2 separate regions of the Homo sapiens genome follow, and region 1 is linked to region 2. A link is an interaction called in ENCODE POLR2A ChIA-PET data of the cell type or tissue named here. Cell type or tissue: Caco-2. All regions are shown on one strand. Links, peaks and the distances in the headings refer to the core of each region. The heading gives the core; the rest is flanking DNA.

What was found. ChIA-PET counts read pairs that join two places held together with the same protein. Peaks named below come from ENCODE experiments on the same cell type or tissue, not always from the same donor. Only the 100,000 strongest peaks of a DNase experiment are listed, where the experiment ranks them.
Region 1: POLR2A ChIA-PET joins it to region 2 with 7 read pairs; 2 of 35 experiments call an interaction of 5 or more read pairs at or near these places.

Annotation. Positions count from the first base shown.
Region 1 is chr10:99,784,236-99,787,141 of GRCh38, forward strand. It overlaps ABCC2 (ATP binding cassette subfamily C member 2), which reads left to right. Exons shown (of 32, transcript NM_000392.5): 2 at 373-546. Among named protein-coding and RNA genes, the nearest start is that of ABCC2, 3.0 kb to the left of the region's middle. RefSeq lists enhancers at 1-264, 133-1,332, 1,349-1,850, a cis regulatory region at 581-844 and a silencer at 618-781. In Caco-2, for the core only: no CTCF peak of the experiment used is centred there; a DNase peak (open chromatin) is centred at 1,556; H3K4me3 peaks cover 630 bases.
Region 2 is chr10:99,534,234-99,537,139 of GRCh38, forward strand. NKX2-3 (NK2 homeobox 3) reads left to right here. Exons shown (of 2, transcript NM_145285.3): 2 at 752-2,291. The coding sequence ends at 1,488. Among named protein-coding and RNA genes, the nearest start is that of NKX2-3, 2.7 kb to the left of the region's middle. RefSeq lists silencers at 1,072-1,221, 2,797-2,876. In Caco-2, for the core only: no CTCF peak of the experiment used is centred there; a DNase peak (open chromatin) is centred at 1,128; H3K4me3 peaks cover 1,165 bases.

The DNA of each region.
Region 1 (2,906 bases), core at 300-2,799, 250 kb after region 2:
AGAAACTTGAATAATTTTTTATATCCCAGGGAACTATTCTGTCCTTTAAACTGGGGAACAGTCCTTCTTCATCCTATAATTTGGCAAATGCAGTGGTGAGGTTTACTCAGAATAGCTGGTACAAAATTCACTTAGAATCACAAGAAGACACGTTTTTGGAGGGTGGGTTGGCCAGAAAGTGACTACATTTGTCATTAAATGGTGAATTTGTATCCATGTGCACAAATAGGAAAATACGGATAGTTAAAGGGTAAGGCTGGATATGGATATGGAGTTGAATTTAAATTGTGTGAAAGCAGTGGGATGTGCTGCAGGGTGGTTTTCTGTCTTCACAATGCATGTATGCAACAATCCTTCCCCTTTGGTCTCCAGAATTCCTCATTCCTGGACAGTCCGGAGGCAGACCTGCCACTTTGTTTTGAGCAAACTGTTCTGGTGTGGATTCCCTTGGGCTACCTATGGCTCCTGGCCCCCTGGCAGCTTCTCCACGTGTATAAATCCAGGACCAAGAGATCCTCTACCACCAAACTCTATCTTGCTAAGCAGGTAAAGTTAACACCACTGTTTCTGAACTCTAATTCCTTGGTGCACAGTAGAGACATTTTCTTGGTGGTTAGTGTTCTCTTCCTTGTCTTTAAGCAGCTGTCCCAGGTGCCATTGTCTCAGGTAGAGCCAGGCTCAAGGTTTCCCTCACGGGTCCCTTGCTGCATTTCTTAAATCAAAGTGGCTTTGATTTTTGCATAAGAATGGTGACTCTTAATTCTTGTGGATATTGGGTTCCCTAAACACAAAGGGCATATAATCAATCAAATTATCTTTATAGCATTTGAGAAATGAACACTGGATCACCTGTCTTTAAACAGCTCTAATAAATCAGTGGACTGTAATTCAGTTGGCATCTACCTCGTGAAAATGAGCTAGATAATGGATCTCCTGCCCCACTGAGGCAATCCAACTATCACTCATCTTCAAAAACTTGGGTCCGAAATAAGGTTTCCATTTTCCCCGCATATTTGATGAGTCAGGATGATCACTCACAGTAGAAGGAGGAGGGGTAAGTGTGCACAGTGACAAGCACGAGTAGGGAAATAATGGAAAGGACAGGTCTGCGGGAGAGGCCCAGGAGGGGCCAGGAGGGGAGGAGCCCTCAGCCAGCTGCACCAACTCACTCAGGGAAGGGTCTTGTGGGAACCCAAGACCCTCATTCGAGGTTGTAAAATTATCTCATAAAATCTTCCATCTGCTTCTTTTCACTATTTTTTTTTCTATCTCTCCTTATTATCATTATTACTACCATTTTAAATGGAGTCTCACTCTGTTGCCCAGGCTGGAGTGCAGTGGCACTATCTCGGCTCACTGCAACCTCCACCTCCTGGGTTCAAGCAATTCTTATGCCTCAACCCCTCCCGAGTAGCTGGGATTACAGGAGCACGCCACCATGTCCAGCTAATTTTTGTATTTTTAGTAGGGCGGGATTTCGCCATGTTGGCCAGACTGGTCTCGAACTCCTGACCTCAAGTGATCCCTCCTGCCTTGGCCTCCCAAAGTGCTGCGATTACAAGCCTGAGCCACCTGCACAGCCTCTGTCAGTCCTTATCTTTCAACAGGTTTTTAGAAAGGCAAACTAGATTCCATTGTTCTACTAGCATACCTAACAATGACTCAGGTTACCTGGAATCTTAAAGGAGGAAAGAGCTTGGCCAAAGGAAGTGGATTTCACCTTGACACTTTGAGGTTGGGGTTGATCGTGGGTTTTATTAGATTCTGATTCAAAAAAGAACAGTCTCAGAGCTTGGGACAGTGTCACTGTCTCCCTTGTTGACCTGAGTGCCCATCACAGGACCTAGCATGTTTCAAACACTCCCACTGGAATACAACATTTGTTGAATGTTGGTGTTAAATGCATTCTGGGAATAGTGGTTGATTCAAGAGTAGGTTAGAGCTGACCTCAGTGGTACATACCTGTAATCCCAGTTCCTCTGGAAGCTAGAAGTGGTAGGATCACTAGAGGCCAGCCTGGCAACATAGTGAGTCCCCATCTCTTAAAAAAATAAAATAAAATAAAAATAAAAAGGAAAGAAACATATGTTAGACTTTGAACATTCTGAACATTAAACAACTCTGAACATTTAATAACATTCTCAGTACCCTTGGAATTGAGTCATTGTTCGAGGTTAGAAGCAATCAAGTTGGGAGGCTTCTTCTACTTTCTGGAGCTTCCAAGAAGAAGCTGGTTAATGAGCAAACCAATATCCCATCCTAATAAAAGCTATTAGTTAACTCTTTTACAAAATACTTTATTGAGATATAATGTACATACCATACAGTTCTCTCATTTAATACAATTCAGGCCGGATGCTGTGGCTCACGCCTGTAATCCCAACACTTTGGGAGGCCGAGGTGGGTGGATCACTTGAGGTCAAGAGTTTGAGACCAGCTTGGCCAACACAGTGAAACCCCATCTCTACTAAAAATACAAAAACATTCGGCTGGGCATGGTGGCTCACGCTTGTAATCCCAGCACTTTGGGAGGCCGAGGTGGGTGGATCACGAGGTCAGGAGTTCGAGACGAGCCTGGCCAACATGGTGAAACCCCGTCTCTACTAAAAATACAAAAATTAGCCAGGCATGGTGGCGGACGCCTGTAATCCCAGCTACTCAGGAGACTGAGGCAGAGAATTGCTTGAACCTGGGAGGTGGAGGTTGCAGTGAGCTGAGATCATGCCACTGCACTCCAGCCTGGGTGACAGAGCAAGACTCCGTCTCAAAAAAAAAAAAAAAAATTAGCCTGGTGCAGTGGCACACACCTGTAACCCCAGCTACTCAGGTGGCTGAGGCATAAGGATCACTTGAACCCGGGAGGTGGAGGTTACAGTGAGCCAAGATCGTGCCACTGCACTCCAGCT
Region 2 (2,906 bases), core at 155-2,654:
CACATCGGATGGGAAGTGAATTGATAGGGAGATGGGATAATCAAATAAAGTCCCCAAGGAAGTGTATTTAAGAGGACAGAATCACAGTCTTTCCCCAAGAGGCGGTTTGATGTGGCAGAGGCCAAGGCCTATGCTCTCATAGTTCCCAGAGCCGAAAATCGGCATGAAACTGTCTATAACTAGTCAATCAAACTTCATTTTCAAAGTGCACACAGATGTCGTCATAACATTCGCTTGTAGTCTTTTATAAGCCACACACACACACAAGTCCCTGAGCCATGCACAAGCGTTACACTCAGAACAGATTTTCGCGCAACCCATGCCCACCGGCCCACTCATACCAACACGCCTCACACCTTCAGTTATCCTTGGTGGAGTAGAATGCAAACGAGTTTGCAAATACTGTAGTTATTATGTAGTTGCAAGCCTTCATCCTGAAAATAGTCATTAGCACGTCGAGCCGCATATTTAATACAGAGTAATCTCTTCTCTCGCAGATGCTCAAGATCCAAATAAACACGCACTAACTACCCCTCTCCACGAAACGCGCCTCCGCCTGCTAAGGGCGTTCTTTGGGTACTGGGGCTGTCTCAGGGTCCCACAGCGCCAGGAGCCACAAACGTTCCCAAAAGTCCAGCCATTTACTACCGCACGCTCTGCGCAGCCACCAAAAAGGGTCACGGTGCTCCAGGACAGGAGCCGCGGTGCGGCCGGGAACAGCTAAGGACGCTGTTGTTTGCTTCTTCCGCAGAAAGCTGCCAGCTGAAGAAGTCTCTAGAGACGGCCGGAGACTGCAAGGCGGCGGAGGAGAGCGAGAGGCCGAAGCCACGCAGCCGCCGGAAGCCCCGGGTCCTCTTCTCGCAAGCCCAGGTCTTCGAGCTGGAACGCAGGTTCAAGCAGCAGCGGTACCTGTCGGCACCCGAGCGCGAGCACCTCGCCAGCAGCCTGAAGCTCACATCCACTCAGGTGAAAATCTGGTTCCAGAATCGCAGGTACAAGTGCAAGAGACAGCGGCAGGACAAGTCTCTGGAGCTTGGCGCACACGCGCCCCCGCCGCCGCCGCGCCGCGTGGCTGTCCCGGTGCTGGTGCGGGACGGCAAGCCGTGCGTCACGCCCAGCGCGCAGGCCTACGGCGCGCCCTACAGCGTGGGCGCCAGCGCCTACTCCTACAACAGCTTCCCCGCCTACGGCTATGGGAACTCGGCCGCGGCCGCCGCCGCCGCCGCCGCCGCCGCCGCAGCAGCGGCGGCCTACAGCAGCAGCTATGGCTGTGCGTACCCGGCGGGCGGCGGCGGCGGCGGCGGCGGGACCTCCGCGGCGACCACTGCCATGCAGCCCGCCTGCAGCGCGGCCGGAGGCGGCCCCTTTGTGAACGTGAGCAACCTAGGAGGCTTCGGCAGCGGCGGCAGCGCACAGCCGTTGCACCAGGGTACTGCAGCCGGGGCCGCGTGCGCTCAGGGCACCTTGCAGGGCATCCGGGCCTGGTAGGGACGGGGCGGGTCACGCGGCGGGCACCCCAGCGCAGCCTGGCGCCGCGGGACTGAAGCTCGAGAAGGGCCTGACCTAAAGGTCAGGTCCCCTCGTTAAAAAAATATGTACGTCTAGCTCCTCAGGGCTTCGGATCGCAGCTCACTCGAGGCCTGGGGAAGGGGACTCAGGGGCGAGGAGGATGACTGGGTCCGGTCGCCAGGACTGTCTCTGAGGCAGAAACGCCGGCTGGGCGCCGGGGAGGACGATGGCCCCGACCCTGGCAGCGAGAGGAGACCAGGAGGCTAGGACCCTGGCCGCGCTTGGTTCTTCCAAAGCGAGAAGGGCTTCTCTCCCTCTGCCTTTCCGCGGCCTCCGCGAAGCGTTGGCGGGGAGCCCAAGGACATAACAAATTAAAAGCATGAAGGAGAGAAAAATGGGGGTCGTGGCTTGAGAAATTCCAGGCCCTACCGATCCTCTGCCCCCTTTGCGGGCCTGGAGCGCCATAGCACAGTCGATTTCGTTTCGCAGCTGTCTCCCCTCCGCAGCAGATACCTCGGTCCAGATCTCCGGATTGTCGGGGGACGCAGGACTCTTCGAGGAAAACCAGCCGAATGAGATCAAAAGTTGGGGGTGGGGGGAGGCTGAACAAACTCAGGACCTGGTGGCCCACCGGAGGTGTTACCGGGTTTCCTTTCTGTTTCGTATTCTGTATTCAGCACATGTTATCTATCTATCTATCTATATAACTATAACCACACGCCGTGTAGACACCCGCTGCCACACACTACAGGAGTCAATAAACAAGGTGCAATATTTTCAAATCGTTGGCCGGCTACAGAATTTGTTTAGCCCCAAAGAGTGGAGAGGAATCCTTTAAATAGGGCGGGAAGGGGAGGAAAAGGTGCGAGGGGGAAAGCCATCCTCCCTGGGCGATCGCAGGCCTGGTCTCCCATGAGCCAGGCCCCAGGCTGCAAGTCTGATCTCTTCGGGGCTTTGTTCATTAATTTCTGTTTACTCTTGAGGGCTGGACAGGTCGAAGGCTCAGGGCCATTTGAAGTCCCTGGCTTTGCAGTTCCCCCTAAGTTTTACCCAGATGCTTGGACTAGCTGTATAGACCTGCGTTCGGTCAAGTCTTGCACTCTGCCCCACCTCGAGGGTCGCCAGGGAAAAGGAAGCCTCGCTCGCAGTCCCAGCTGTTGGCCGCGCGAAGGCGGCTCCTTCCCTGGCTGCAGCCAGGGCTACCAACGCGCCCGGGGGCGCTGCGCTGCGCCCCACTGCGGCCGAGCTCTCCCCCTTGGCCGCCCTCCCTTCTCCCCCGGCGGCCGCGGCTTTATGCGGCTCCTTGTCACTTGCGGAGAATGCCTGTGCGAGGCCTGTGCTGCCACACGGCCGATTGTGAGCGTGCCAAGGCGGGTGAATGGGGAGGCCTCAGAGCG